Regions from separate parts of the Homo sapiens genome. Here region 2 is linked to region 1. The links are chromatin loops, found by intact Hi-C in ENCODE. Cell type or tissue: OCI-LY7. All regions are shown on one strand. Each heading gives the region's core, and the rest is flanking DNA. Links, peaks and the distances in the headings are about the cores only.

Region 1 (16,825 bases), core at 5,925-13,924:
AGGTCCTTAGGCAGCAGGCGCTGAATCAGCCTCGTCCAGCAGCTTTCTGCATGAAGGTGCACACCTTGGCAAATGGAGCAGAGATCACTGGCCTGGAAAAAAAACACTTCTTACTGCCACTGGAGCTGAAATTTCATTGAATCCATGCCACAGAATACTGCTTAAAGGCATGCACACAGGCCAGCATGCTATTTTCTCAAAGGTTTTGTAGCTTTGTAAAAAATTTGATTGTCAGTTATATTGTCATTAAATATTTAGAAATCCTGATTCAGCCGCACTCATGTGCCCCATAACTGGGTCAAAAAGGAACTGCATATACGACGTGGTCCCATGGATTACAATGTCTTATTTTTACATATCTTTTCTATGTTTAGATACAAAAATACCATGTGTTATAACTGCTTACAGTTTTCAGGACAGTAACGTGCTGTGCAGGTTTGCAGCTTGGGAGCAATAGGCTATACCATATAACCTAGGTGTGTAATAGGATATACCATATAACCTAGGTGTGTAATAAATAGGCTACACCATCTAGATTTGTGTAAGTTCACTTTATGATGTTCACACAATGATAAAATCACCTAAGGATGCATTTCTCAGAATGCTTCCCTGTCATTTAGTGATGCATGATTGTATTTGGAGATTTGTTCACTTCTAAAAAATCAGAGTTGATGCTTAGAATTAGGATCGCCAATCAGGCCTCACCTCCTACCACCTACATCTGCCTTCACCAGCACCCATGCTGGGCTCCTATGTACTCCCATCCCAGGTTTGGGCCTGCCTCAATTCCCAGAGGAAGTGAGGCTGGTGACAGCAAGTGGCAAAGCTGTGTGAGTCCCTCAGATGCCAGCCAGGTGCCCTGCTAGTTCTGCCTGGGCAGAAGCCCTCAAGCTGGTCACCGGCCCTGAAGTCAGAGTTTCTCATCTGATAGGGACATTCCGGGACCCCTACCCAGGATCCAGGTCACATAAAAGAACCCTGCCTTCACTTGGTTTATGTTCCCATCTCCTGCAGGCGGGCTGTCCTAGGCCTGAGGCAGTTCCAATCCTAACCCATGAACCCACCTTCCAGTAAAACCTTCTTGCCTCACCATCTCAGACCACCTGCTGGGCCACTGGGCCACTTGCCAGTGTTGGGCCCTGATCACTGATCAGACTTCACCCAACTAAGCAGGTGTGCCCAGACTCAACAGATGAAAATAATGCCCTGCCCTTTTCAGCCATGCCAACCCCCTGAGCCCACTCCGCCATGCTCCTCGTTTGGTGAAGCAGTGGCCTATGCCCCCTCAATGCTGTCCTGTCTCGCTGGCTCACATTTGATAAGCTCCTACCTGTCATGGATCCAGCTCAAACGTGGCCTCCTCTGCAGAGCCATCTTTGATACCAACCTGGATGAAAATGGGCACTTTCCCTCCATTAAGACATCACTTGAGCTCAAACCTAGGCCTTGCACAGCCCTCATGTAAGGAAGGGAATGTTGTTAAAGTAGCAAAATAAAACAAACACAAACCCCAATGCCCACGTGAACTCAGCAGCCAGCTGAGGAAGATGCAGCCTCACTACATCAGGGAGGAAAAGCCACCACTGAACTCCACACGAGTCCTCCAGGGACATCTGACAGAGACCCAGCTGGATTCAGGCCAGCTCTTCCCTACACTGGCTCCAGTCCCTACACTGCCTAAGGACCCTCATTCCAACACAGGGCTCTGTTTGGTGCCCCAGGATGGCCACTGTACACTCATAAAAGCAGCTTCCTGCTCAGAGTCCTCCAGGACAATGTGCTAGTGCCTTCCACCTCCTGAGATACAGAGAGGCTGCCAAGGAGCAGATGGAAGCTGCAGCCGTGGCTCCAGCCGTGGGTTCTAGCTTTGACATGAGGCTTTAATCCCCAGTCATCAGGGCCAATCTGGCATTCTGGGTCACAGTGACCCTCTTTTAGGCTCATTTCACCAACCCATAGCTGGATCCCCACTGGCGTGGTCAGCAGGCCCAGGCAGCTGACCCAAATGTCTAGGAGTGAGGTGAAAGATTTGCCTGTCCCTTGACCTGGTCAGATACCAAGCTGCTGCTCTGACTGTAAGCACCCACCAAGCTGATGGTTCCCCACGTGCCAACTCAAGCACCATGGGCCTTTTGCCAGGCTGTGCTCTTTGTCCCACATGGAAACTAAAGGTAAGATGCCGAGCACATCATTTACTCTGCAACCAGCAGCAGGAACTTCCATGCACATTTTTTCCGATCAGATGACACAAACTTTTCTCCTCTTCTAAAGTTATCATTTTCCCAGAAGAAACTTAACTAGGGACAACCTAAGTTTAAAGCATTAGTACTTCTTATTAGCAAATCACCACCTACATTTTACATAGAATACCTTATGGCAGAAATGTCATTCTTCACAATCTTCCAAGTTTTGCATGGATAGAATTTAGATGTGTAGCCTGGAGAAACAGTTGGGCATTTGAGAAAAGAATTCATTCTCAAGGCCCCTATTGTGTGCCAGGAGTAGGGAAAAATTTGTTGGATCCAAAGAACATGGTTTCTTGGGATTGGGAGTGAGAATGAAGACATTCTCTATGTGTTCATTTATTCATTCCAGTCCTGAGGCTAGAGAGATGAATACTACTTATACCATTTTTCAGGAAGGTGAGAATACAGATAACAGCAGGGGTTGGTAAGGAAAATTAGCAACGGTGTGCACGTCTGACCTGACCCCCACAAACAGGGTCTCCAAGCTGATGCACTAATCATTCTCACTCATCCACATTGCTTTCACAGTTACCACAGTGCCTCTGTCTTAAAGACAGCAGTTAAACAGGATCTGAGAGATACACCCTCAAACCTGAAGCAAAACAATGAAGAATAATTATGTTTGTGAATATTTTTTTCCACTATGACTAGCAGAGGCTAGAGAGTAATTCCAGGCTGAATGCACTGCCCACTCATGAGCAGACAAATGGGAGGCATGAAAACCCCAGAACAATTTTCCAAGTAATTGTAATGGTTTCATAGATGGAGTTAATTTAAACATAGAGAAGAAAGAAAGTACGAGCTAAGGAACATCAGCATAGAACTTTCTCAACTACAACTACTCAGAGTTATGACTAGCAGAGGCTAGTCATAACTACATGCATAGCAGAGGCTTTATAAAGATATTAACTTGATGGCAAAGTAAAATTATTCATAGTTAGACCTTTATAATGCTCAATACTTATAGACATGTTTATATCATATGTACATAGACAGCAAGGACTGTAAAATAAATATTGAATCTATTTCTGAATAATTAAGTAGGAGTGGGTAATAGAGTTTACACACAAAACACTTCTTAAATGAAAAATGAGACCTATAAAATGATACTGCTTAAATCAAGTGGCATACATAAACTAAAGCTCTATATGATGGTAAGTGGTAGAGAGTTGGGATTCACACTCCTATATGAGTAGCATTTAAGGAGCTTTATATTGCACTACATATATTTTATGTTAGTAAACTTAAGTCCAATTAGGCATCCATCTGTAAGAAGCTTTGCCTTGTTTAATTTCATAACTGTGATTATAATCTTCATAACCATGAGAAGGACCAGGCTCTGAAATGTTACAGAAAGCAGCTTGATTTTAATGTCTTGAATGTCTTTCCACTATAGAAGGTAGGAAGTATTTTTCAGACACTACCTCCTACTCTATCCTGTCTGCAACAGCAGCAACCCTCACCATCTACCGGGATGCCTACCTACCTGGGAATGCAAACATATTTTTCTCAAATCCAGCTCAAACACATCTTTCTGTGAGAAACAAGAGATGCCTATGTTCACAATCCTGTTACCTGAATAAGGACCACCATGACATGTCTAATCTGGAGCTTGTGATTGTGAGCTGCTGGAATAGGTGCCAGGAAATCCCACTGCTGCAAAGTGCACTGGCTTTCGGCAGCTAGAGAGTAATTCCAGGCTGAATGCACATGCCCACTCATGAGCAGACAAATGGGAGGCATGAAAACCCCAGAACAATTTTCCAAGTAATTGTAATGGTTTCATAGATGGAGTTAATTTAAACATAGAGAAGAAAGAAAGTATGAGCTAAGAAACTTCAGCATAGAACTTTCTCAACTACAACTATTCAGCATAAAGTATATTCTTCTTCCCATTTTGCTATTTCTTCCATTAGTACAGATATTGCATTGATATTTTCTAACTCTCAGATTATTGGATTCTGCAATGATACAAAATAAGACTAACATGAAACCAAGGAAACACTGAAATATCGTCTGCCCCCTTCCCAGATAGGGGCCCCTACCCCCTATCTGCCTCTACCAATCCCTCCCTTCCTTGAAATTCTTTAAGTCTCTGGACCCCCTGGAGCCTGCCAAGCCTTTTGGACACAGATGATCTATCACTGAGGTTCTTAACCCCTATGTGTGCAGACAGTGTGGTGACCTAGACTCAGTGCAACTAAAGGGCCAGAGCCATCTCTCAGTCACATCTATGATGGCTACAGTAACTGGGCCAGTGCAAAATGTTGAACAAGCTCAAGAAATACTGACTGAGTCAAGAAAGAAATGGTTGGAAAGACACAAGATCTAAAACAAACTTACACAACATATTATGAAAACAGAAATAGTATCTACAACTTTGCTATAGTAACAATTGCTCAACACTTCACAAAGAGCTGCTCAAGGATTAGGCACCCAACCCTTAAGAATGGGGAATAAAGGTAAACCTTTCTATTGAGAGGGATCATTATTTGAATTACACATGTAATCCACAAAGGGAATAGAAGGCATAGATACTAAAGCAATGACTTTAAAGAAGGGACCGATGGTGTGTGAAGGCTGTGTGGAAAGTGAATAAATGCAAAGCCTGAGATCAGAAAGCGACCTTCAAGGTCCTGATTCCAGTTCAGAACCTAGGGCACATACAGCTGCACACCACACTCCACCCATTCCAGACGTCTAACTCTCTGCTCTACTCCCTCTGTCAATGTCTTCTTTAAACAGCTAAAAATGTGTAATGAATAATTGATGATTCATACTTACACAACTGACAAAAATTTTCAAATTCACATATGAAAGATACACATCCATCTTGCTGATTAGAGATTACATACACATGGGACCAGGGGCAACAATACTAAGAACAGGCCCCACAAATTGTATCAACAACCCAGCCATCCTACTCTTGATCAATTGCATAGGCTTACTACATTATCTCTCCTTGTGTTCTCAAGGAGAGATATAAAGAAATACACGAGTCACTCACCTCAAATGCTCAGTCTGGTTAGGGAGATGAGACATAAATATATGGAAGAGAAACTAACAAAATGGCTGAAAATGTTGAGCGCTAACTGAGCTACGTGCATATTGAGAGTTTTAAAGGCAGTGATGTCACTTCTGGCTGGAAGTATCTGACAGAGAACTTGGAATATGATAAGTCAGGTGGGAAGGATTGGGACAGGTAGAAAAGAGAAGAGGACCACATAGACAAGAGGATGAGGATGGAGAGGTGTCCAAAGGATGCTCCACATTCTAGACTGGCCGAACTGAACTACAACGAAGAAGTGCAACAATGGATCAGACTGGGCAGGTAGAGAGGGAAGGTACTAGGAATACAGCCTGTATACCCCAGGGAATGTGGAATGAGGTGATGAATATCCTGTGCTCAGGGTCCTTGCACCATAAGACAAGACCAACTTGGATCTACAATAACCAACAATAACCTCTTCAAACCACATGCAATATTTCTTTCTCAAGCTTCTGGGCCCAGCACCCATACATACCTGCCTGCTGAGCATACACCCTGTCTATTACAAGGGCCAAAGACAGTGCAGCTAACAGGCATGGATGCAAATTCCAACGTATTTATTGGTGTAAGCTTGGGCAAGCACTTAATATTGCTACGTCTCAATGTCCTCAACTGTGAATGCTCTATTAAGTGGCAAAAGAAGAAAATCTGAATGGTCAATTAATGTATAAAAGAACGTTCCATCTCATTAAAAATCAGAAAAATGCAAACCAAATGATAGTATTTCATGCACATTCGAGCTGCATGAAAAGAATGTCTGATAGCATCAGGTCTTGGCCAAGAGAAGGGGAACCAGAGTTCTTACATTTGCTAGCATGCAAATGGGCAAAAGGGCTTTGGTTTGGGATATACAGGAGGTTAGAATGGGAGGGTCAGGAGTGACAGAAATTCTTGCTTCTCTTCCAGTCTTCAGTTATGTCTCTCTGGGAGGAGGCATTCAAAGAAACTCTACAGCCAGCTCTGCTTAGCCCCTCTGATTAGCTCTTTGGTGTTGGCTAGTCCACAGAATGAGCGCATTTGTGCCCTCCTTTCAGAAACCTTGCAGGTACCCCTACAGGTGGGCTCTGAGTTGCTCAGACTGCTGAGGTTCAGAAATGCCCCTGGTCTACCAGCAATGTGTTGTCCATCTAGCTGCACTTCCCAGTCCAGGATGCTGATCTTGGACTCTGTGTCCCTTCTCAGTTGGTTATTAACTTTGAAGTGAAAAAATGCATGCCATTTATATGCTATCTATCAAAGACCTAAAGCCCTAAGAGTTTGCAATAGAAAAAAGTTAGAAACAATTGACCATTAAGAGAGTGGATAAACACATTGTGGTGTTAATCAGATGGAATAATAGACAGCAGTTATAAATTAATGAACAAATATGCCTGTGACAATACAGATGAATCTCAAAAACATAAACAGGAAAAAAAAGTTGCAAAAGAATATATATGGTATTATGTTGCTTCTATCAATGTCAGTCTTTGAAAACACATGTACACACAGGTGTTGCTTACAGATACAGGCTCATGAATAAAATAAGAAAATCAGTGCAGGAATATATGTAGCAACTTCACTGCACCAGCTACTTCTGAACAGAAAGGAAAGGGGACAGGATGGGATGAATGAGAGGGCAGGTTTGTTTCTATCTGTACACTTCAATTTCATTAAAAAAAAAAAGAGGGTTAGAAACAAATGTGACAAAAAAGTGGCATCCAGTGATGCCTGGACAGAGTCTGAATATTATTTAGGCATATTTGATACATTTTAAACACACATTTTAAAAAATCTCACATATGAATTTGTTCCATATCAAAGGTCATTTATGAAGTACCTGAAAAATGCCAGGAAATATTCCAAATCCCACTGATCACCTCCAACCAGTAGCCATCTGATGGAGGATTTTAGTGATGCTTTACTGGGCTGCAGCTCTTCCATAAGAAAGCAAAGACAGAGAGTGGGATAATTAGCCAATTTAAAGTTCTGTCAGGGCCTCTGGGAGCAGCTGCCAGGCATCTTAACTGTAAAGGAATAAGCACGAGCGTTGTCCCAGATCTAGAGACCCAGGTAGGCCATGAGACGTGGGAAACTTGGTCCTGGACCTCATACCTCAGCGTGCCCTGTAGCCTCAGGCAAGCCCCTGACTGCCCGACATCACAGTACCAAGATGAGATGCACAGGAGGAATCCCACGTTCCCTTCTCCCACTGAAACCCCATGAGGCTTCCCCAGGGAGGAGGCTGTGCAGTGACTCCAACATCTGGCCTCCTCCAGCCAAGCCCGAGGGAAAATGCAAAGCTGGACACAGCGCAGATGGGGAGACCTCTGGCCGCCAGGACAGGAGGCTTCCAGAGCAAGGGTAGGAAGGGTGGCCAAGGAAACAGGAGGAAAGACAGTGTATGTGGCAACAGTACAGCAATTCTCAGGAAGAGAAGCAGCTCTAGAACTGGACTGCGCCATCCCCAGCCAGTCCTTTTTCCTTCCTGAGCTTCCATGTCCTCATGTTAAAAAGGGGAAGGAGGAAGTTACCTGTTGAACCCACTGGGGTACCAATCCTCGCAGTCACTGCCTGGTCACAGGAGTGCAGAATCAAAGGTGTCTAGTGCAGCGTAAATGCACACAGCGGGAGAGGATAATCAAGCCCAATTCTGCCCCTGATTAACTGTGGGACCCTGAGCAAGTTATCTGAAACTTGTGCCTCAGTCTTTTTATCTGTAAAATGAGGATGGTTAAATTGCTGTTGGCAAAGTGCTTACAGCGGTGAGTGGCTCATGATGGACACTCCACAAGGATGAATTACAGTCGTCCGCTGGTATCCATGGGGGACTGATTCCGGGAAACAACTCGGATACTAAAATTCAAGGATGCTCAGGTCCCTTCCAGGTGGCCCTGCATATGTGGCATCTGTGGATGTGGAGGGCCAAATGTGCTAGTAGTCATGGCAGAGAGAAGGACAGTATTTTGAAGTAACGCCTGTATATTTCTTTCTCACCAGTGTTTCCCTTTGGCCCTTCCACCACTGCACCTACACAAAGAGGCTAAGCCTTGGTTTTCTAGAGAGCAGACACAAGTAAGTAGAACAAGTAACTACATAATTGCTGTGCTTTTAAGAATCATGAGGGCCAGGCTTTCCAGGAAGACAGTGGCCATTATCAGTACTTCTTGAGCTTGATTTTTACAGACTGAGAGCCAAAGTCTGGAGGTTCAATCATAGAGTGGGAAGAATTAAAGAATGTATAACAAAGGAAGGCGAAGCATCTTCTTGTCTGGAAAGAAGGACCCGAGGGAGGAGGATGGAATGAGGGCAAAGCCAAGGGGTCAGATGCCACCACCCTGGCTTGAGTCAGCCTGGAGCTGGTGGAGGGGGCACTCAGAAAAATGGCCGTAGGTTTGGGAGATAACTCCTGAAAAGCTGAGTCACTTCCCAGAAGTGATCAGATTCCTGACTGCCCAAAAGGCTGGGATATCCCAACAGAGACAGAAACTTTAACAAGAACAACTGTTTTCAGCCATCAGCAAATATTGGGAGCCATGGAAGGAAAAGCAATGTTCTAAACTAAGAGGACCTCCCTGTCTGCACATACCACTTTTGTTGTATTCATTTTGACCCTGTTACATGATTATTTGGATGACCTCAGATTAAGAAGTTAGTGAAAGGCATGAATGACAAAGCAGTCTCTCCGCGTAGCCCAGGACAAGCAGCCTCCCCAAATCATTGTCACAGTTCTGTCACCAGATGGCGAAAGTGCCTTTTCTAGCTGCCCAATTTATGAAAACCTGTTTCCAGCTCACACCCTTAGGGTGCACGTAGAGGCAAGTCACGAAGTCCCTTCCATTTATACAGTGTAGTCTTACTAGCTTCTGATAACCTGTAACTGTGTGATTTCAGAGCTGGAGGAAAATGCTGAAGTGATTCCTTTCAACTCTGCTTTTTATGGAGTGAAAACACACCCACAGGTCTGGTGACTTCTTGAGGCAGGTCTCTGCCTGAACTGAAGTCTGGTCATACCACAGGGCCAGTGATAGAAAATGTTCATTAATAAGTACTCAGAATCCACAGGCATCCTGGAGCGCAAATGGCTCTGCCTGCACCTGTCAGCCCTCCTCACCACCTATAAGAAACCTGGAAAATGATGTCTTCCTTTCAGCAGTCACCTGGAACTAAACCTCTCCCCCGTCCTTGTTCAGGTTTCTTCCCTGAAACTGTCTTATCAAACTAGCACAGGACATGGCCAAATTCTCCCTCCAAACTTGACAAGCAGAAGGGCCCTTGCCACCTGGGGACTCTGGCCCTGCAGCCTGAGTCCCCGACCCCCTGAGGGCTGGGAGGTGCCCTGCCATGTGATGTCCCTTCATCAATCCAGGAAGGCACAGAAAGGCTCCCCACCTAGCTCCCTGCCCCTCTCTACTTTCTCCCTCAAAAAGAGAGCTAATTCTAATGTGAAGTGAAGTTGATCCACAAGCTACCTTCCAGCCTCCACCACAAGGATTATAGCAACAGAAACTAAGGACAGAGAGACGCTGCTGCCTGTGCCATTCAGAAAAGAATTTTTTTTTCTGTTCTGTCTTTCCACTGTCTGTCAGAGAACAGATTTGCACACAAAGGGATTTAATTAAGAACTGTCCCCAGAGGCTGTCAGTTTCTGAGTCTCAGTAAGAAGACAACTCCACATACAACACAATAGATTAAGAATACTGCAGCCTGACAATCTGAGGCAATACAGCTTTCTTCTCGGGCACCACAGACAACTTTTCCTTCTTTATGGCTTTAGCTTCAGGCAAGACCCTTGTCTACTAACATCTTTTAAATCCTCTCCTGAATAATTCCCTCACATTAATACAGATCAACAGGAACTTGCTAGGTCAATTATGCGGGGGAAAAACTAGTGGCAGGGTTTACACTTCATATTTACTTGGTTGCAAACAGCAGAACAGCTAGGAGGAGAATGAGGAAGACCTCCTTCTTTGCTGATGGTTCAGACCTGATGGGCAGTCTGGAATCTGCCAGCTTGCCTAACAGATACACAGTCAGAAAGGATGCAGCCAAACGTGCTGGCGGCCTGCACCCCCGCCTCTGCAAGGAGCCAAGGGGCCGTAGGGCCCCCCGGAGCACCAGGGCCAGTGCAGGGAGCGGCTTCTCACTTCCCACCTGGGAAGCATGGGTGACGCTGAAATCTTTGTAGAATTATTTTGTAGATAATTGGCTCATTTATAGATTCCTAAATTAAGCCCGTAAGAGAAAGAAAGTAATGTCAACTGCATCTGACCACCTGTTTGGGGAGAGAAGAAGGTTCCCTGACAAATTTTGAAAGATATTCTCTTCTTTAAAAACATTGGAAGATCAAAACCCTTTTGTTTTAAAGAATTACAGCTAAGTAATCCTTGGGAGAAAAAAGAGAGCTTAATTTTTACTTCATATATAAATGACTAAAATAATGTCTTCCTAAGAATAGACTTTTAAAAGACAGGTGTGACATGGGGATTAGTTCTCTCAGGGATGACAAATTCAAATTTCTTCAGGGACCAGTCAAGTAAGAAAATGAGGCCATGAACTAAGTGTGTAATAAGGAGTGGTGGGGACTGTGGCCAATGGGGGGAAATGTTAATGCAATGAAACCACTATGCCTACTTCATACACACACTCACACTCACACACACACACAGCCACATATACACTCACACGCACCCACACACACCTACACCCACACTCACACACCCGCTCACACTCACACTCTCACACACACCCGCTCACACACACCCACTCCCACACCTACACTCTTTCACACACTCTCCCACACTCACACACACACACCCACACTCACACATGCACCCACACACATGCTAACACACACATACAGCCACACTCACATTCTCATACATCCATTCACACACACACTACACTCTCTCAATCTCTCTCTCACACCCAAACCTACACTCTCACACACTCACGCACCCACACATACACCCACACTCACACATGCACCCACACGCTCACACTGACACACTTTCAAGCATGCACCCACACCTCACACACACATGCTCACACACACTCATGCACACACATGCACCCACACTCATATTCTCACACATGCAGGCCACACACACTCTCACACCCACACTCACTCCACACACACCCTCACACCCCCCACACACACGCTCACACACATGCTCACACACACTCATACCCACATATCCACTCTCACACGCACCCACACAGTCACACTCACCCACACTCATACACACCCTCTCTCACACCCCCACACCCACATCCACACACACATCCACACACACCCCACACCCATACATCCTCTCACACACACACACCCTCACACACCCACACTCACAGACTCTCATACCCACACATCCACACTCACACCCACACACTCACTCACACACCCACCACTCATAAGAGTGTGGATAAGTAGGTGTGGGTGTCGCACATGCCCACACTCACACACTCTCACACTTACACATACACTCACACTGTCTCACACCCACACTCACACACACTCATACACACTGTCTTACACACCCACACACTCTCTCTCACACACACACACACACACACACAGGCCAGGGGAAAACAGAACTACAGTGCTCCCGTTTGGCATTCTTTGAGATGGCAGTGACAATGCCCACTACAAGCAGGAAGTGAAGATGACCAAAGGCACCCATCAGTCTGCCTTTGCCCAAAGCTGGCCGGGCTCCAACAGCCCTGCTCGCACCCCCAACTGTAGAGTGACCCAAATGGATGCCCGTCTGGACACTGCCTGAAGTCAGGGTTTGCTTGTCTTGTTAAAGCTCCTTCAACACATCAGCTGCCAATTACCCAGGAAGTGCTGGACCACAGCCCGAGCCAGGAGTGGACAGGCACTGTGGGTTCCCATCACTGGCCCTGAATCTCTTCTTGAAGCTAAGCCTATTCAAAAGTAGGCTGAAATTAGAACAGGACACCCACTGTGGTTTCTCCGTTTGATGAAGTCCCTTTCCATGGAGTTTTAAGCTCTGGTGGAGAAGACACAGCAGTGCTCACTCACACAGAAAGGGACTCTTTGCACCCAGACATACGGCGCAATGGTCCCTGAGATCTGACCATTAAATTATATCTGTCATCCCTTGCTGTTACCTAGAAGCAAGATAAGCTGATTTTCTTAGCTTCCTGGAGAGGACTGGGAGCCCAGACATGAACTCTGCTACCAGTGGGAGGTTACCCTGAGCTGGGAGGCTGACATTAGAGCACAGTGTACCCCTCAGCTGCCTGTCTCTCTCCTGCTTCTCCTGCCCAGGCCACAGCAGCAGCCTTGTCAAAAGCCATATTCTTTTTCAACCTACCCACTCATGACATTTGTGTGTGTGACGCAGCAAAAGCACAGCGAGTGGAGGTAGAGGCGCTCGGGGCAGTTCTGCCCCACGTGAGAAAGAAAGGTGAGCATCTGGCCACCTGCTGGCTCCCTGCACATCCCAGGCTCCCCACGGGTGGGGCTTGTTTCCCTCCATGTCCCCAGAGCATAGTTGTCAACAATGCCACAGTGTCACCAGGTGGGGAGGTTTAGCTCCTGGCATATCAAGAGGAATTAATAAGAATAGTGACTTACTTGAAATTAATTTTATTATATTTCATTTGTTTCAAGCTTTCTAAAACAAAAATATTGAGCTCTCTTTTTTAAAAGCATACAGAATTTGGAAGTAAAATATAAATAAGAATTGTTTTTAAAGCTAGATATGAGGAAAGCAAAGATACATACAGAAGGGCCAATCTGTTTGGTATGGTTGAAGGTACTATTTATTTCTGATTGGCCTATTGCCCTAAGGGTACACAGAGCAGTAGGAAAGGAATCTGATTTCCAAGCATTCTGACCTTCATTACAGGAAGGGTAGGAAAAATTGCCCATGGCTGAGTAGTGAGAACTTGGTGAGTGGCTGAGAACTTGGTGGTGGGCAGTTCTGACCAGCTGGGGATGCCTCTGAAGTGTTCACCTACTTGATGATTTGGCCTAAGGCTGAGCTGGCTCCCAGTACCTGTTTTCTAAGAATATTTAAACTAAAGAGCTTCTGCACAGTGAAAGAATCTATCCACAGAGTAAACAGACAGTCTACAGAATGGGAGAAAATATTTGCAAACTATGCATCCAACAAAGGTCCACCATCTATAAGAAATTTAAACAAATCAGCAAACAAATAACAAATAACTCCATTAAAAAATGGGCAAGAGACATGAACAGACACTTCTCAAAATTAGACAAACAAGCAGCCAACAAGCATATGATAACATGCTCAACATCACTGATCATCAGACAAACACAAATCATAATCACAATGAGATACTATCTCACACCAGTCAGAATGGCTATTATTAAAAGGTCACAAAATAACAGATGCTTGTGAGGCTGCAGAGAAAAGGGAGCACTAATACACTGTTGGAGGGAATGTAAATTAGTTCAGCCACTGCAGAAAGTAGTTGGAGATTTCTCAAAGAACTTAAATCAGAGCTACCTATTACCCAGCAATACTATTCCTGGGTATATACCCAAAGGAAAATAAATCCTTCTACCAAAATGACACATGCACTCCTATGTTCATTGCAGCACTACTCACAATAGCAAAGACATGGAATCAACCTAGGTGCCCATCAACGGTGGATTGGATAAATAAAATGTGGTACATATACACCATGGAATACTACATAGTCATAAAAAAGAATGGAATGATGTCCTTTGCAGCAACATGGATGCAGTTGGGTACCACTACCCTAAGTGAATTAATGCAGGAACAGAAAACCAAATACCACATGTTTTCATTTATAAGTGGAAGCTAAACATTGGGCACTTATGTACACAAAGATGGGAACAATAGACACTGGAGACTATGAGAGGGGCGAGGGAGGTGGGCAAGGGTTGAAAAACTAACTGTTGCATACTATGTTCAGTACCTGAGTGATGTGATCATTCTTATCCCAAACCTCAGCATCACACTATATACCCAGGTAACAAATACCTTGCAAAAGTCTTCTGGGGGAAGGCAAACAATGTTGCCCCCAGCTGAGCTCCACTGGTGTACAGCTTAGTAAACAGTTAAGTTTTATCCACTCCTTCTTGATTCTGTGACTTTGCTTCTGGGATCATTTTCCTTCTTCCTAAATTTCATCCTTTAGACTCTTATTTTAAAGTTCTTTTAGTAAATATTTTTTGGTGGTCAGCTCTCTATTGTATAAAGTATCTTTCTTTAGGCTCATTCCTGAAGGACAATTTTGTTGGATACATCAATCGGATTAACACTTGTTTCTCTCTTATTTAAAAATATTCTCCTACTGTGCTGTGTTTTCTGTTGATCAGATGTCTGCTGTAAGCCTACTCACTGTTATTCTGGATGTAATGTCTTCTCTGGTTGCTCTGAACATCTTTATTTTGCCTTTGTTGTTCTGCAGTCTCTATAATATGGCTGGATGTGAATATATTTTTATTTATCTTTCTTTAGATTCATTGGGTTTCCTGAATGAGAAAATAGATGTCTTTCAACTAGAAAGTCTTGGAACTGCCATCTCTTGGAACTATCTTAATTTCTCCCATACTCTACAATCTCAGAATTCTAAGCAGAATTCTAAGCAGACTTTCAACTAGAAAGTCTTGGAACTGCCGTCTCTTGGAACTATCTAAATTTCTCCCATTCTCTACAATCTCAGAATTCTAAGCAGATGTGTGGTAGATCTTTTCACTCTATCCTCCATGTATCGAAACATCTCTTTCCTGTGTTCCATCTATATGTCTATGTTTCATACTAGTTAACTTCTTCAGATCTGTGTGCTGGTTTGCTAATTATATCTTAAACTGCATCTAGTCTACAACTGTTAATCCCTCCCATTGAATATTAATTCCATGGGATTGATATCATTCATTAAATGTATCATTCACTTAAACAAGCTTTATCTGATTCTTATTCAAAGCTGACTAGGATTGGGGATATATTTCTGTTCTTTACCCATGCACTTTATTCCAGCATTTTCTTTATATGTATATATGTAAATAAGTATATATCAAATATACTCATTTTACATCCCAATATCTGGGTCTGATTCAACTGCTTTTGCCTCAGCTGATTCTTGCTCACATTGCCCTTTCTTCTTGTGAGTACTTTTTCTTTTGAGGTCACATTACTTGGAACACTACTTGTGGGAATTTTTTGCAGCCTGGGTGAAGGGTGCATTCACCCCGTGTGTGTTTGTTTAGATCAGATACCTGTTGATCCATTTAAAAACACATATTCCATTTGGACTTTGCAGACCACACAGGGAAGCATGAATTGGGCTCCACATCCATAAGAGGGTAAGCCTGCTACAGATGGCAATGACTTGGGGAAAACACAAACATTTCTTTCTCCTCTGGACAGAGCCAAGGCCCATTGAAAGATGTTTGCCTACACTGTCCCATTGCAGTACAGGCTCTTGGGTGCCCTGGCTTTATAAGATAGATCCTGATCTGATTCTTTCTACTTGGGGACCTGAACTCTTCACGTGCCACAACCCGGTAATGATTGGCCATGAGTGCCAAGGGCCCAGGCCCCAAGATCAAGAGATGCTCCCAGACAGCCACAACTTCAAGGCAGACTTTGCTCTATGGATTCCAACTCCACCTCTAGAAATTAATTTCTCTTATTTTCTTGCCACTTCAGCTGTGCTTTTAAAAATGAATATAGAATGTGAAATGACAGACAATGGAGACTCAGAAAGGTGTCAGGGATGGGGAGGGAGTAAATAATGAGAGATTATGTAATGGATGCAGTGTACATTATTTGGATGCAGTGTACATTATTCTGGTGATGACTACACTAGAAGCTCTTCCTTCACCACTACGCAGTGTATCCATGTAATAAAATTACACAGTACCCCATCAATTTATACAAATAACATTTTTCTTTTAAAAATATGTGTTTTATATGATATTCAGGATTTCAGGCATTTTGTTGAAGGTGAGTTGTCAGGCTATCCTCCATATTCCCAGGAAAGGAAGGAGAGGTCTCATGTTTAAAGCATCATCACTTTTGCTATTCTTGGATACTTGGAAATGTGCAGAGCCACCTGGCATTTTAATTTCTTTTCTTTTTTTTCTTTATTTTATTTTATTATTATTATTTTTTTTAGAGACAGGGTCTCACTATGTTGCACAGGCTGGTCTTAAACTCCTGGGCTCAAGTGATCCTCCCAGCTCGGCCTCCCGAACTGCCGGGATTATAGGCATGAGCCACTGTGCCTGGCCATGGAGTTTTAATTTTCAAGCTCTATGCTTTTCCACAGGCCTAAGGCTTCTGAGAGAACTCACAGGGCCCTCGGCAGAGGCCTGACATCATCCTTTTCCACAGATTTGAAAGGCAGTCTATGTCCTGGCCGCACCCCAGTGCCCGACAGAAATAGAATGAGAAGTATGATCCAGCTGGCAGGATCTCAGCCTTGGAACAGACAAGCAGTAAGAAGGATTTCCAGCTACGTGGTCAGAAAAGTACCATGAAGGATGGTCACAGGGTAGGTAGGCCTGGGTGGGAAGCCATATCCTTCATGC
Region 2 (16,825 bases), core at 3,283-11,282, 620 kb after region 1:
TTACGGCATGTGGCATCAGCCATTGGGTACTCTAAAAGCTCTGCTGCATGTAGAATAAAATGTTTCATGAAGGACTGTTCACAGCTTGTTCTAGGTGATCCCAAATTGATGAGAACAGGAAAGATTTATCTGCATCTCAGTAAATTAAAGGTACAATCAAGACTTTGAAATACAAACCTCCTAATATATTACAGAAAAACCACAGTTTTCCTAGAATTCTTTCTCTGGGTCACTGTGATAAAATCTAGTCCTAAGCAGCAAAGCTCTTTCTTTTTTCTGCTTCTTTTTTTTTTTTTTTGAATTTAGAGATGGGAGTCTCACTACGTTGCCCAGGCTGGAGTGCAGTAGCTATTTACAGACATGATTATATTACATTACAGCCTTGAACTCCTGGGCTCAAAGTAATTCTTCCGTCTTAGCCTTCTGAGTAGCTGTAACTTTAGGCATGCACCACCATGCCAGCAAAGCCTATCTTATGCACTAATGTTGGCTCCTCATAGAAAAAAAAATTCCCTAAGCTAACTAATGTCCATTTATCTTAACAGGACATCATCTTGGTCTCTCCAGAGCATATTTTACCTGGAAAAGTTGACTTTGTTTTAGGCATTTTATTTTGCCCAGTCTGTTCATCAGTAGAAACAGGTATTTATAGCCTGAGCAACATGGTAAAACCCCATCTCTACAAATATATATATAAAATCCAGGTGTGGTGGCACATGCCTTCACTCCCAGCTACTTCGGGGGCTAAGGGGGTAGGATTGCTTTAGCCTGAGAGGTCGAGACCGCGGTGAGCTGTGATCATGCCACTGCACTCTAGCCTGTGTGACAGAGCAAGACTCTGTCTCAGAAATTTTTTAAAAAAAAAGAAAGAAGAAAGAAACAGATATTTTTCATCTGCCTGTCCCTAATCCAAATATGTGGACAGCTAAATTAAGTATCTATAATACCCATATTCTTAAAAATAATCCTTTTTGTACAGATGCATTAAGGTATGGTAAACAATGAAGAACATATTCTCTGTGACTCATTCACTAAGCCGCTGGTCCCATGGTGAGGCACACTTCTTCTTTCAGTGTTGTTCTTCACTGTGAATGTCACTGGTCTAGAAGACATAGTTGTAGGAGTGTAGGCTTGGCTCTCATGAGGTTCCAATCTGCCTTCAAAGGAAAACTGAGAAGTAGAGTCAAGTCTCTGCCACATATTTCAGTTTCAAGCAGTTTCTAATGTGTCATGTATCTTCTTATGGTTTTACTCTTCTGCTTTTGTGTTCATAAATGTCATATCAGCAATGCTTTCCACAGAAACTACATCAAAAAGAATATTCTCATATAATTGTCTTCATTTCTTTCCAAGACAAACTTATTAGGAGTAGAGAAGATACATTCTTATTGATTAAAATACTTTACTTCTTAGGGAAAAATGCTTAGTAATCGAATCTTTCAGTTGTCATAGTTAATGAATATAATTGTATATCTAATCCAGGAAAATTTTTATTTTATGCTTCCTAAGATATACGACCATATACGACCTCTCAGGCTAAAGCAATCCTACCCTCTTAGCCCCCGAAGTAGCTGGGAGTGAAGGCATGTGCCACCACACCTGGATTTTATATATATATATTTGTAGAGATGGGGTTTTACCATGTTGCTCAGGCTATAAATACCTGTTTCTACTGATGAACAGACTGGGCAAAATAAAATGCCTGAGATGACAGAAATATTGTTCAAGAAAATTCCTGCTTACAACATAAAATGTATTTATCAACATCAACATCAGCATAGCTGACACACTAAACATCAGCATTCATTCTAAACACAGATAGGTTTATTTTATTATTTTGAGAATAACTAGGAAGGCAAGATGATGAAAGGAGAATCAATGATAACAGAAACTAAGAGGCTAATAGTAACAATGGAAGGAATAAACGAGAATAGTCATGTGGGTCCAAGACACAGGAGAACCCTATAGACACCGGAGACTGTGGTCTTGGTTGTGTACTTCACAGCACATACCTGGCTGCAGTTCTGTCTGCAATTTAGATATATGTGGCTTTCTCCAAAGCATATCTCTGGCCAAAAAAATTGAATTTAAAGACTCCATACTCACTAAGCCTAGTGACCATTGTTCCTGCCATACACTCAACAAGAAAATAATCAAGTGGTCAGAGAAGACCTCTTGAGAGAGCAGGACCCAAGGAGGGCCTCACAGATCAGGTAAAACTTGGTTCTACAGAAAATAAAGTAAAAATCCTTGCAGATGAAGAAGGAATGGGTCAGTGTGACTATCTGGATTTTGGTGTGTGATATATATGAGTCTCACTAAACATGAATATAAGTCAATTGTCCAAATTGAACAACAGTGCCTCCTGACCCCAGAAAATAGAGTATCAATCAGCCAGACTAGGAAATGTAGATGTAGAATGTCCTAATCAAGAGCAATGGCTTCAAATTCTGACTCTGACATATACTAGCAGTTAGACATAGAGGAAGCTACTTCTTGTGGCCAAACCTCAGTTTTCTCATCTGTGAAGCACGCATAAAAGTAAAATGGGCCTTGTATGACTCACGAGGAGATTAAATGAGGCAATAGTTTAACAGTCTTAACCTTATCTCCAGCTTGTAGTAAAATCTCAATGACTGTCGATTGTAGGCAAAGGACAGTAAAAAAGTCTTCCTCACCTTGCACCACGAATGGACTTCAAAATTTAGTCTCCTGCTTCTGTTTCTGTCTCCTTGCCAATATAAGGTCTCAACACTCACTATCATGCATGTTATGTTTCTGTGGCAATATCACCCCTGACCTGCTCCATCCCTTAACTCTTCAGGTATTTCTATACCATCAGTTCTACTTTCCCTCCTTGAAAGTGTTACTGAAACACCAGGGGTTTGGTCTAGGTCCTGCTGCTGGCTACACAGAAAGCCAATGACTGAGATGCTGAATACTGCCACGGAAGTAGGCTTTAATCAGGTGCTGCAGCCAAAGAGATGGGAGCTCAGTCTTAAATCCATCTTCCTGATAGACTAAAACTAGGGGTTTATATAACAGGGAAGAAATGTAACAATGTGCAAGGAAACAGGAACTAAGGAGGGAGAAGCAAGCAATCATAATGAATGAAGGGTCTTGATCTCATTGTTTGGATGGGATGTGGCGATCTGGTGAGTTTCCATTCTTTGATACTTTTTTTGAGAGGCCTGAAGGTCTTTTCCTGAGGAAGGAACGCAGATAAAACAAATATAAGTTTCAGGCTTTAAGACTATAAGGCTTAATTTCTACAGTTATAAAAAAAAAAAACTGTCTGTGGGACAATCAGGTTGGTTTCAAAGGCTGTTTTCCAAAATCCCCCTCTTGTTATCTGTTCATTCCAACATTTTTTCAAAGACTCCCTCAAGTGTCATCTATTCTTTGAAATCACCCTTGATACATTAGGAAGAACTGTGTGCTTTACATGACAGCTGTAACCTTAAATAGTACCCTGACAAACTAACTACCATCAAGGCAATTAATCGCTTCCATGAAAATCATGGATCGTTAGTATATGGATAAAGGATCTTCATGCTGCTGACCAGTGATTACTCCATTTGCACCCCATAACTAACCAGAGGCATTATTCTAATAAATGTGTGCCATGTTATTTTAAGGTAGGATTAAAAATAATTCTCTATGTCTCAAGCACCTTTCACAGATAATTATTATTTCCTAAGGCACAACTACACATCTGTAATAGCAGAAGTGATTTTCTAGGAAATACGTATCTGGCAGATACACATATTTGCTGATTTATTCATTCTATGGTCTATTAATTTCTGTGTTTAAATAATAACTCATAACTTTTTCGTATGCAAATTTAGTATAGTCTTTGGGATACCAATAGAAATACCATGTGGTAACTCGTATCAAATAGCCAAACAACTGGGGGGCAGCAGAAATATGCAGTTACCCAGACAGTTACATATAAAGTACAAGGGCTGTAAAAGAGACACACTCCATGTCCTTGAGACGACAGTGGATGAGATTTTAAACAACTTTCCAAGAGAAGATCATGTTTGAACTGAAATTTGAAGAATGAACATAAATAACAAAGTAAGTAAGTAGGAAATATATTCCAGGCAGAGTAAACTGCACACACATCTAAAAAGAGAACATAACTATTAAAATAACTGCAAATAGGCTAGCATAAATGAAGCCCAAAGTTTAGAAGGAAGTGGAAAGATAGCACTTATGAAATTTGCCCAGGGATAATATCCCTTTCTCTGTTTCTTTCCTACCCCTTATTTGGTGGGCCCACATACAATCATACCTCACTTAATGGCAGGGATATTTGATGAGAAATGTATCATTAGGCAGTTTTGTTGTGGTAACATCACAGAGTGTACTTACACAAACCCAGATAGTTTATAGTCTATTACACACCTAGGCTACGTGGTTTAGCCTATTGCTCCTAGGATTGCATGTTACTATCACGACTACATAGGCAATTGGAACACAATGCTAAGGTTTTGTGGGTCTAAACATAGAAAACGTACAGTAAAAATACAGGATCATAATCTTCGGAGATCATTATCATATATGAGGTCCCATATTGACTGAAATGTTGGTCATTATGCAGCACATGACGGTACTAACACTAGAATACAAGAAGTGGAAGACGGATGGTTTAATTGTAGTTCAGGAAAGGGCAGTAGGTAGGAGAAAATTTGGAAATCGTTAACATACAGATGGCTGTTGTAGAATTAGGGAAGTTGTCCAGGAGAATATGTAAATTGAGTACAAATGTGAGGCTAAAGAGTAAGAAAACACTAACATTTAAGAGGCATCCAGCAGAACAGTTTCCCATAAAGCAGACTGAAAGAGGTAGGTGGTGGTAGGAGGAAAACCAGCTTTGTGCCATGGAAGCCAGGGTCTGTCAGGAGGTGCCGGAAAAAAGCGGCCATTACATGGTCACCTACCAGAATCCCACCCTTTCCATGCAATGTCCATGTGGAGTCACTTCTTTAGGGATGTGGAAACCCTCAGGAGTGTCATGCCACTGTGGTATGGCATTTGTTATATTTATAAAGTTATTTTATAAATTTTATTGGGAACAAAATTCCAATAGGGTTCTAAATCAAAATTTGAGTGATGGACTCTAAATCAAGAGTCCACATCAGATATATTTCCCTATGCGGTCATGCAATACACAAGATAGTACTTTAAGCCAATAGCTTCATAAGAGAATACTTTGCATTTTATTTCCAGTCTAAATAAAGACAGGTCAATGAGTTCAATAGTTACAACTTGTTCTGTGTGAGTTTTCAGTATTCTAACAGAATTTCCACTGGGAGGCAAATTAATAACTTAATATTACTTTGAAGACCTTTCTTAAAATATAAGTATTCTTAATACACACACAAATACACATGCTCACGCATGCATGCACATGTGTGTACATTTCACACTTTAAAGTTTTGATGTAGATGTACCTTTTTACCCCTCTATAGAAAACTATGTTAAATTTTATGGTTTCCATGATTTTTAAAAGAAATTTGTCTAAAATTCACTATTTAAAAAAACTATGACTTCCTCTTTCCTTATTTCATAAATTACCTAATCATGCGTCTGGTGGAATAAGGACTTGTAACTGCAGCAGCAGCTGGAAATCTAGTTTTCATCTACTTCCTCTCACTTCTGCATAAAATGGATAATAAAACCAGACTGGAAAAAAATAGAGAATATTCGTATTTGAAACACTTTAGTTTTACAAATAATATATATATATAATATATATAATATAATACGTATTTATTTATTTATTTTTAGTTAAAAGCATTTATCATCTTTCTTAACCTGTGCTGCTAGGTATAGGCTACTATCTTAGCCCATTTTTTTGTTGTTGCTCTAAGAGAATACTTGAGGCTGGGTAATTTATAAAGAAAAGGGATTTATTTATCTAATTGGTTCTGCTGGCTGGAAGTTCATGGGCATGGAGCTGTCATCTACTAGGGTTCTGGTGAGGGCCTTAGGCTGCTTCCACTCATGGCAGAGAACTGAAAACTGAAGCGGAGCCAATGTGTGCCAAGAGATCACGTGAGGAGGGAGGGAGCCAAGAGGGAGAAACCAAGGAAGCCAGAATCTTTAATAACCTCCTCTTGAGGGACCATACCCATTCCGCACACACTCACTCCTGAGAGAGGGCATTTGCCTATTCATGAGTGACCTGCTCTCAGGACCCAGACACTTCACTAGGTCCCACTGGCACAAGTTTTGGTGGGGACAAATTATATCCGAACCACAGCAGGCACCAATAAAATAAAAATACTTTTAAAATAGTGAAAGTGTTAGACTCTTGTATATTACTATTTTTTTCTATTAAGAAAAAATAATTTAAATGTATGATTTCAATTATATTTGGAAAATGTACCCTTTTGTTTCAGACTGCTAACAAGTGATTTGTTTCTGCCCCCCACACAAACACTATTCTTCTTTCTCTTCAGATATCTATTCAGTACACATTTTGACAATGGATCCAAAATAATGAATTTTTAGCATTTAAGTCCTTAGTATCACTTTGGAAACAAGTAAATCATATATTGATGTTTTACATTGGCATTCATGTTATTTTATGTCTGTATAATGATGTCCGTAATGTATGGATTCACTATCCGGTTTAATTTAAAAATTAGAAGGAAAAAATGTTTTCCTATGCATATACTCTTTACAGACAATAAAGCAATTGCCTATGCATTATCTCACATGGCCTTGAAAAGCTAGGATAGGTTTGCTTTTGCACCAGTTTTCTAAGTAAAGAAACAGAGATTTGGTAAAAATGAGCTGCCTGATGCAAGTCAGGATGTGGCACAGATGTGGAACCTCAGAAAAAGACTTTTGGATTCAAGATTAGCAGTAGGGTACTGGATTTTTAATAGGCTTGAGTTTTATAATCAGAAAACAATGAGATGTGAAGCCTGAGTCTGCTTTTCATCACTGGCCAAGCTACGTGTCTTCCCTGTTAGAAATTTTGGTTCATTCAGTCTTGATTTTTTTATTTGTAAAGCAATAATAATACATTTACTCCATTGGGTAAGAATTTTATAAGATAAAGTGATAAAGTCAATGAAAATTGCCTAGTACAATGCCTATTACATAGCAAATGTAACAAAGATATAGTTGGTCCTGTCTCTTATTTTTATTTCACAGTAGTTAGTGGAAGGGATACAAGGGCTGATCAAGAAAAAAGGGATGGGATAACCACCAGGTGGCAGAAGAACAAAATTAAGTTTATTTAGGTGATGCTTTGACAGATTTATATGCAGGGAAGGCCCTCATAGCATGAGAACCATGCAGGGGCCACCACCTAGAAGGAGAAGGGAGCAAGATAATACCTAAGGAGAATGAGGATTGAAGAGGGGGCTCGCATGTCTAGGTGGTATCACTTAGCTTCCCAGGAGGAATCTCTGGGGCAGAGAGCTCTGACAGGCAGCATGTGGTCTATACAAACCTAGGGTTTTTCTAATCTACGGCTAATAGATGTTGGTAAGTTTTGTGTAGTATGCAAAACGAGTGGGCTGTAAATGGCTGAAAATCTGTTTATTGGGGTTTTATTTTAAACAATTGAATGTGAAAAGTTAGGCTTGGTGCCAGCAGGATTATGAGGTAACAGGTATTGGCCTCCTGGTAAGAAGTAAGCAACATAGGACCAATATACAAATACCATCTTTGCCTCATTTATATATACATCAATCACTACCCAAAGAAAAGTAAGATGAAATAGCAACAGCTTTTATTTTCAGCACTGTGAAGTTCACATTTTGTTTTATATGTATATATACATATGGTTATCTATATGTATATATATTATTTTCATTTGCAAATGACTTATATGCCTTATAATGGAAAAAATGTAATAATGTGGCTTAATAAAATAACCAATACAAAGTAAGGATGACAATAAATATGTATTAGCAGTTCAGATACAAAAACTAAAAATCTCACATGTTGACATTTATTTCTATTTGTAAAAATAAATTTATTAAAACTGAGGCTAGGCACAGTGGCTCATGCCTATAATCCCAGCATTTGGGAGGCCAAGGTGAGTGGATTACTTGAGGCAAGGAGTTCGAGACCAGCCTGGCAAACATGATGAAACCCCGTCTCTACTAAAAATACAAAAATTAGCCGGGTGTGGTGGTGCATGCTTGTAATCACAGCTACTTGGGAGGTTGAGGCAGGAGAATCACTTGAACCTGGGAGGCAGAGGTTGTGGTGAGCTGAGATCATGCCACTGCCCTCCAGCCTGGGCAACAGAGAGAGACTCCATCTCAAAAAAAGAAAAAAAACTGAATTGTACCACTTAAATAGTTTTTGTAATGGAAATATTTGTTTAATTCAATGTCTGACTCACAGTTGAAGAAAATACTGAAAGTAAAGTCTCATCCCCAAAATAGCTAGTGGCCAGTATATACAGGCAAGTGAACATGAGTGATACCAATCCACATCCTCAGCAGTGCCACACCATCTTTCCCTGGTAATGCTTCTCTTGGAAAATGATTGTGTGGAGATAGAATACAGTATCAGTCACACATCTGAAGTCCCTCACATAGTGTCTACTACATATAAAACACTAATAAGTAACAAATTTTAGCATTAATTTTGTTAATAATACAGCATAAAACACTTTTAAACTAACTATAAACAAGAAATCACCTTAGAAATCATAGAAGTTGAAAAAGAAAGTCAAGAACAAAGGAACAATTTTTCTAAGTTAGAGAAATTTGTGCATGTGGTGTTGTTCCTTCTTTGGTCTTTTGATACCTTAAAAGAACATTAAAGTTCTATTCACTTATTTAAAAGTTCAGAGTCCACAAGAGGTGAGCGTCTCTCTCACTAGCCACAAGACTCTTTATCATTATTTGAATAATTCAGTAAAATATGTCTAAGCCATTAACTTCTTTTGCAAAGTTGGTTTAAAAATTCCCTCAATTTAATAACACCTAATTTTGATATTATTAATTATCACTTTCTCAGTTTCCAAAATGTCATGCATCTCTCCATTTAAACACCATTTTTCTGAAATTTCTGAACATTGTTTAATTTTTTTCCTAACTCTTTATGCTACTTTTTGGCATCTAACTTCTTGCTTTGAGTACCTCTGAGACTAACTCCATCAAGCATGACTTTCCAATAATTCCTAGACATTCTCGTTTATTTTCAGATGTGGCTGCTTATATTCCCTCTTGTCAAATAAAAATAATATCAGTTTGGGCATAATATTTATTCTCTCAAAAATAATCTGCTTCCCGTTTCATAGTTTATCCACTTAGGATTCCACTAGATTGCTTCCATAGTGGAAAGAGAGAACCAGGTTTATAATGCAGTGCAATATAATAAAATCTCATTTCTGAAAAGTCTGCAAAGTGCTAGACAAGGTCAGTGGGTACCGGAATAATTTTGAGCTATGGTATACAAGATAAAATATCCTTTCTAAATTCTTACCTTTGGACAATCAGTCTTTGTAAGGACCTACAAGAGGGTCAGAATAGTAAAATAGAATAATAATAATGGCTGCCCCAAAATGTCACACATTTAATTCAAGAACCTTGGAGAAGCAGTGGTAAGGGACATTTTTAACAGTTACCAAAGTATAATTTGCTTCCTATCATTGCATAATGTTATTTCCCTATAAACAGTGTGGTTGTCTTATTATTTCTGAAACATTGATCACTTTACTGTTCCTTTATTCTAACAGGCAAAGTTTCCATTGAGCCCATGTAAACAGTGTTTTCTTGGTTGATTCTGAGTCTTATGTTAATTTTCATGTTACTTGAGATTGCATTTATGCTAATAATATTCTAAATCTAATAACCATATATTTAGAGAGTAGCAAGGATGCATATACTGTGAGTTAATAACATAATACAATACTCTGGAAAATTGCTGACAAAATATAAAATATCCACTCACTGTAATTTCCCAAACTTCTCTTGACTGCACTAAGGATCCAGATGCTGACATGGACAAAGCTAGCTTCAAACTGCATCTTAAAGGTCATATCATGTTTCATTTGCCTCTTCACATCTCAGTTTTTTCGTCATAAAACCTGTGATAATAACCCCTACATTAACCCTCACTGAAATTTTGATGAGGCAGTGAGATGCTGGGTTTAAAACTGTTTTGTGTGTATGCACTGCACACAAGTAAATTTGTTAGACATAATTTTGATCCTCCTTTCTGAAAATTTGACAGAATTGTTCAATGAAATCATTGAGACACAAGAATCATAAACTCTTCCTTTATGGCCCTCTTAGTCATGATGTGAACCAAGGCCGATGAAGAGTTACTTCTCATAAAGTGCTGGAGTTAGACAGACCAGTAAGTTGTAAAGGTGCTAATTGAAAAGAACAAGGGGTGATTTTTCTACTTCAGGAGTCTATAAACTTATGAAGATACAAGAAGGTAAGTCATGGCAATATCAACCAATTGCCATATAAGAATACCAACATGAGCAAAGGTGGTAGGAGTAGAGGAGCTCATAGACTTGCCTGAACAATAAGGGGGGCAAACATGGATGACCTGAAACCCGAAGTTCATTATGAAGATAAGATGACAGTCTGAGCTGTACAAAGACACTCTTGTTCTGAGAGTGGGTTGTGAGCACTATGACTAGGTAGTTCAGGGCACAGGCTGAAGAAAGGTAGGACAGGGTTGGGTAATGATGGGTTCAGGATTTACTCTGTATGTGATTGTATGCTGCATAAGAATATTCAGAGTCTATAAATGATATAAAGGCCCATAAAATATCTACGATGGAAGCCAAAGTACATTGTTGATTATAGATGGAGCCAAGACAGGAACGCGTGGTGGTAAATTAGGAACATATAAACTTTAATTAGGTACACCACAAATTATGGTATGACAGGGATCTGAAAACAATGGATTAGACCCATATTTAAGAATATGTATTACTCCAAAATAAGTAATTGAGTAGTTTGAACACAGAGCAAGAAAATGAATTTATTTCATAAATTATAACTTATAAAATGAAATCAGTAATTCAGCACACAGTGAAAATTATCCAGGGAATTGTAGCAGGTATACACATACTTCCCATACTATCACTACTGTGTAAAACTTCTAAATGACCTCTTCGTGGAATTCCTACCATGTATGTGTATGTGTGTGCACACGAGTAAATGTGCACATGTGTTTTGTGTGAAAATAACTGCTGGATAGCAGCCAATGAAGGAAACCTCCAGAGACCTTGTGTTCATTGCACAATAAAAAGTACAGATAAAATGTGGTATTGACATAAGTATTTTATAATTTGAAAACTCTTTCATGGTAGCATCTGGGCAGTTTAACTGAGTGTTTTATAGCTATGATATATTGGGTTTCCTCTGAGGGCACTGGACAGAGATTTACAAACTGCAACAGAACTCTGAAGCATAACCTATCTTACCTGGAGAAGGATAAATGAGAAGGCCCGTTAGTTACTGCTGGTTTCATTTAAAAGGCCAATCAGCTATTTCTGATAACTTTGACATTTTTGTCATTATTTTGCATCTATTTGTGCCCATTTTGCAATATCCCTTGTTACTCTTCTGCAGTTTGCAATTCTCACTTTTTATTCTCCCAGGGCTCAGTTAATATAGAAGAAATGTATTCCAATCCTGTCTATAAAATGTATCTTTCTTTGAAATAACTGCATTCATTCTCAAGTACAGAAAGCACATAACAATATATAGTCCTGATTTTTAACCTTATTAAAGGTATAGCTGGCAAGTTCTATTCTGGTTCTTATCAATATGCTGAACAGCAAAACATTTGGTTTCATTCTACCCAGTCAACCCCCAACATGGTTATCTGAGGTTTTATGGCAGCTCCAGCTTGGAAGGAAGCTTCCTTTAAATTTGTAGAAGAATCAAATAGAAAAGTAGCTTGGAATTTTGTTCTTGACCTCTCCTCTGACAATTCTTTATGACAGTCAGAGCTGGTGTCAGATACTTGAACCAGAGAAAAGCTGAAGCAACCTGGTGGAGACTGTGTAGGTGATTCTTCACCTTCCTTTTGTCCTCTATATATTATGACTTCACTTCTCTAACTCAGATCCTCTTGCATCATCTCTTATTTCAGTCATGACCAGAGTTAACAGCTCTGGGCAGGTTTTCTCCCACTCCACTCTGAAATCATGTTGTCTTAGGTATGGACCATGTGGTTTCTGTCCTTTGGCACATTAGGAGCCTCTACTAGCATCAATTGTTCCATTTACCAATATCGCGATTACGTACTTAATAATATTATCAACTACATAATATCAATATTAGGCTAAGAGATCCATTTCATACATAAGGAGGTTGTACAGGAAAAGGTTAACTCAGCAGGCCTGTGTTGCTCAAACCATGCACATTTGAAGAAAAAGACCTGTCTTCAGGAGAGATCCTTGGGTGACTCCCAGGAGGTAACCTCTGAGCTTTCAAAATTTTCTGCCTAATAATAATGTATCTGTATGCCTATGTCTTTGGGCCACACTATACCAGTGTGACTAGATAAGTTTATCCTAATAATGTGATTTATTGTTGATGCCTATTTGTGTTCTGAGATGCTGTGATCTGAATAGTTGAGGTCAGTTACAGGGCTGCTGAATGTTTACACAATTAATCCTGAATGAAAATCCTGGACACCAAGACTCAGTTGAGCTTCTTTCACTGGTAACACTTTCTACTTGTCAGACATCATCTCTTGGAGAATTAATCATATCTTTTGCAATTTCATTGGGGAATCGACATGTGGATGCTCACAACAGGCTTCTCTTGGATTTCTCCAACCCCCTTTGCTGATTTTAATCTGCAAACTTCAAATGTCATAAACTAAAATTGTGAGTATAATAACTTTTTCTGAGTTCTGTGAGTCATTCTAGTGAATCATAGTCTGCGGGTGGTCTTAGGGACCTCAAAGCCAGAGGTATAACCTAAAGACAACTACTAGCTAGTAATATCTGCTCATAGGTGCCACTGGTTCTACCATATACTATCTCACTGGAAAGCATTTGGTCTCATAGAACAGTGGCATGAAAGACTTAGTTAATTCATCAGTCTGGGAGCAACACACCAGTGACTGATGGCAGGCACTGTTATTCCAAGAAGTGGAGTATGTACTGATGTAAGAGAAATGTCCTTTATAGCTACAGTACTTGAGTCTAGAAATTTAAGGATGGAACGTGGAATTGCCATTGTAAATGCCTATGCTCTACATGTGTAATTATAGCTTCCATTCTTAGGGTCTCCTGGATAATACACTCCTTTTTCCTACTGATACAATATTTCCACTAAATTCACTGAGAGAAATCCCAGTGATATTTCCATTGAGCTTCAGCTATGACTACTATCTAATCATTCTAGGTTTCTCAAAATGTCAGACTATCAGGCTAAGACAGGAAAAAATACGATCATAGAAGTAGTTGACCAAGACTATAATCAGGGACTTGTTAAATAATGGGGGTTCTCTGATGATAACAGAAATAGACAATTACAGCAATCAATGCCAACAAGAGCGAGATACCAAGGCTTTGGTATTTTTCTCAGGGAAGATCTGAGTCATCCCACCAGAAAAGCAATCTAGACCAACTGAAATGTTCATTAAAGATAAAGGCAACTAGGATGAGTGGTGGAGGAGGTAGATAATGGTAATTATCAGTTACAACAAAGGAGATTGTAGCATCTATATCTATATCTATTTTTTTTTTTTTTTGAGATAGGACTTCGTTCTTGTTGCCCAGGCTGGAGTGCAATGGCGCGATCTTGGCTCACCACAACCTCCGCCTCCTGGGTTCAAGGGATTCTCCTGCCTCAACCTCCCGAGTAGCTGGGACTGCACCACCATGCCCGGCTAATTTTGTATTTCTAGGAGAGACGAGGTTGGTCAGAGTGGTCTCAAACTCCCGACCCGAGGTGATCTGCCCCTCTCGGCCTCCCAAAGTGCTGGGATTAGAGGCATCAGCCACTGTGCCCGGCCATAGCTTATATATTTTAACCATTGTTATTGTTTTAAAGAGACTGCAGCTATACAGTATCAGAGGTTTAATCAATAGAGTGCTGCACTTAAGGTCATGTGAGGATCTCAACAATGCAGGACGTGGACTGGGGCTGACAACTTTGCTGCTTATGTTTCACTCTCTAGGTCTTGGCAGTCTCGGGTAGAACAGAACTTCCAGGAAGCTCTCAACTGGTTTCCTGCCAAGCGTTTTGCCTCAAGTGTGCACAATATATCTTTATTTTCTTACTCCATAGCTACTCAGGATATACTATCACCATGGGGAAAATGAAATCACAGGCCAAAATAAGGGGCAATTCCTTTAAAACAGAATTGACTGACAAGAGGATATAACTAGAATTAAGATTTTCTGGTGAACATTATGAAGTAAATAAGAAACAAAGCAGTGGAAGATGTAGGCAAGGGAATGATTATAACAATAGACTTAGAGTGAAACTGATTAATCAGTATTTAACTAAGGCATGAGAGTGATGAGGCTACCTACCAATTACTGTTTCCCCTCCTCCTCCTCCTCTTGACCGTCTTCTTTTTCTTCTTCTCTTTCTCCTTTTTCTCTATCTTTCCCTCCCTTTTTCTCCTCCTCCTTCTCCTTTGCCCCCTCCTTTCCTCCTCATTCTCCTTCTTCTCCCTGTAACTCTTTCCCTACCCTTCCCCCCAACCTTTGGAGAGTAAACACATAAGAACCATGTTTGCTGCAGAGTCTCCATTTTTAGACAATAATTATTTATTAAAATGCTCTAAATCCTCATTTACATCATTAAGAAATTATTAAGTTTTCTGTGTGAGGCTGTCAGTTTAGAAAGTTTTGCCTGAAGATTTGATGTGGCATTAGACTCCATGTTAAATGTTTCCTTCTGACACTAATTATTTTATATGTCATACTGCTAAAGTGATTTGTAATTCATACTTCCCATGCACACAACTAAATTTGTCTGCTTGTGCTGCTGTAAGAAGTACTACAAACTGGGGGGCTTAAACAACAGAACTGTATTTTCCCACAGTTCTACAGGCTGAAAGCCCAAGATCAAAGTGTTGGCAGAGTTTGTCCTTGTGAGGGCTCTCGTCTTGGCTTGCAGATTGCCACCTTCTTAATGTGCCCTCATTTGGCCTTTCCACTGGGTGCAAGACAGAGAGAGAGAGACAGAGAGAAAGAGAGAGAGAGAGATAACTCTCTCTCTCTTTATTTCTTTATTTTCTTTCTTTCTTTATTTTCTTATAATGACACCAATCCTATTATATTATGGTCCCACCCTTATGACCTGTGCCCTGTACTCCAAATACCATGTAAAAAGTTATCTTATCTCTCCTATCTATCCCGTAGGAGGTGAATGAGTTCCAAGAGGGTGGGAACTTCACCTGTGTTATTTGCTATTCCATCCAAACCACTTGGCAGAGTTTAGTACATGGAAGTTGACAAATATATACTGATTACGTGAATTGCTGAGTGAATGTATGAACAAATAAATTAATAAGACTACAATCTTTACTTATGAACTCTAAGAAGTTTCCATAAGGAAATATGAAATATCTCAATATAAATGTGAACTTTTGAGTCATGATTCCCTGTCCTGTATCATTAGGCAAGTCTAAAATAAAAATTAAAGGACTTATTCAAACTACAGAAAGTAAAGCAATAATTAATCACAATTTCTTGTTTTCAAAAATTAATATATAAAACATCCTGTATACCGTAGAGTTTATATTGTCACTAGGTAAAAATTCAGAATGACAGAGGGCCATAATGTGTCCAGAATTGTTGTTCTTGGTCTCGCTGACTTCAAGGATGAAGCCACGGACCGTCGCGGTGAGTGTTACAGCTCTTAAAAACGGTGTATCCGGAGTTTGTTCCTTCAAATGTTCAGATGTGTCCGGAGTTTCTTCCCTCTGGTGGGTTCGTGGTCTCGTTGACTTCAAGAGTGGAGCTACAGACCTTCACAGTGAGTGTTACAGCTCTTAAAGGCAGCGCCTCTGGAGTTGTTCATTCCTCCCGGTAGGTTCATGGTCTCGCTGGCTTCAGGAGTGAAGCTGCAGACCTTCGGGATGAGTGTTACAGCTCATAAAGGCGGTGCAACCCAAAGAGTGAGCAGCAGCAAGCTTTATTGTGAAGAGTGAAAGAACAAACCTTCCACAACGCGGAAGGGGACCTGGAGCAGGTGGCTGCTGCTGGCTCTGGTGGCCTGATTTTATTCTCTTATCTGGCCCCACCCACATCCTGCTGATTGGTCCATTTTACAGAGAAGCTGATTGGTCCATTTTACAGAGCACTGAATGGTGCGTTTACAAACCCCCACAGCCCTGAGGGGCTCCTTGAGCATGGCCAGAGCAGACACGAGGCTGAGGAGGCACCTAGAGAGAGTGAGGGCTGCTAGCACGTTGTCACCTCTCAATAACAGTACTTAATACTGGGGAAACTGGAGGAATGGTTCTCAGCTAAATTAGATTTTTTCTATAAAGCTCTGTTACTTAAGTGAGGAACACAAAAATATTTCTCTAATATTGATTAATACTTCTCAATAATATGTATTCAAATAATACATATTTCAAAAAATGGTAATGTTGATTGTTGATATGATTAGCCTTTGTGTCCTCACCCAAACGTCTCCAAATGGAGATTATCTCGATAATCTCCACATGTTAGGGGAGAGACCATGTGGAGGTAATTGGATCATGGGGGCGATTTTTCCCATGCTGTTCTCATGATAGGGAGTGAGTTCTCACCATATCTGATGGTTTTGTAAGTGTTTGGTAGCCTCTCCTGCATTCATTCTCCTTCCTCACGCTTTCTGAAGAAGGTGTCTTGCTT

The links. A loop is a pair of places that touch in the nucleus more often than their neighbours do. Peaks named below come from ENCODE experiments on the same cell type or tissue, not always from the same donor. Only the 100,000 strongest peaks of a DNase experiment are listed, where the experiment ranks them.
Region 2: a loop joins it to region 1, with 2.1 times the contacts of the local background. A loop is called at or near these places in 2 of 110 quality-filtered maps.

What each region holds. Positions count from the first base shown.
Region 1 is chr7:49,783,468-49,800,292 of GRCh38, reverse strand. All of the region lies in intron 2 of VWC2 (von Willebrand factor C domain containing 2), which reads right to left. Among named protein-coding and RNA genes, the nearest start is that of VWC2, 18 kb to the right of the region's middle. RefSeq lists an enhancer at 8,203-9,187. In OCI-LY7, for the core only: CTCF peaks have their summits at 8,817 and 9,017 (motif pointing right); DNase peaks (open chromatin) are centred at 9,042, 9,532, 9,892 and 10,242; H3K4me3 peaks cover 623 bases; H3K27ac peaks cover 1,708 bases.
Region 2 is chr7:49,157,088-49,173,912 of GRCh38, reverse strand. No RefSeq gene overlaps it. Among named protein-coding and RNA genes, the nearest start is that of CDC14C, 240 kb to the right of the region's middle. In OCI-LY7, for the core only: a CTCF peak has its summit at 7,203 (motif pointing right); a DNase peak (open chromatin) is centred at 7,232.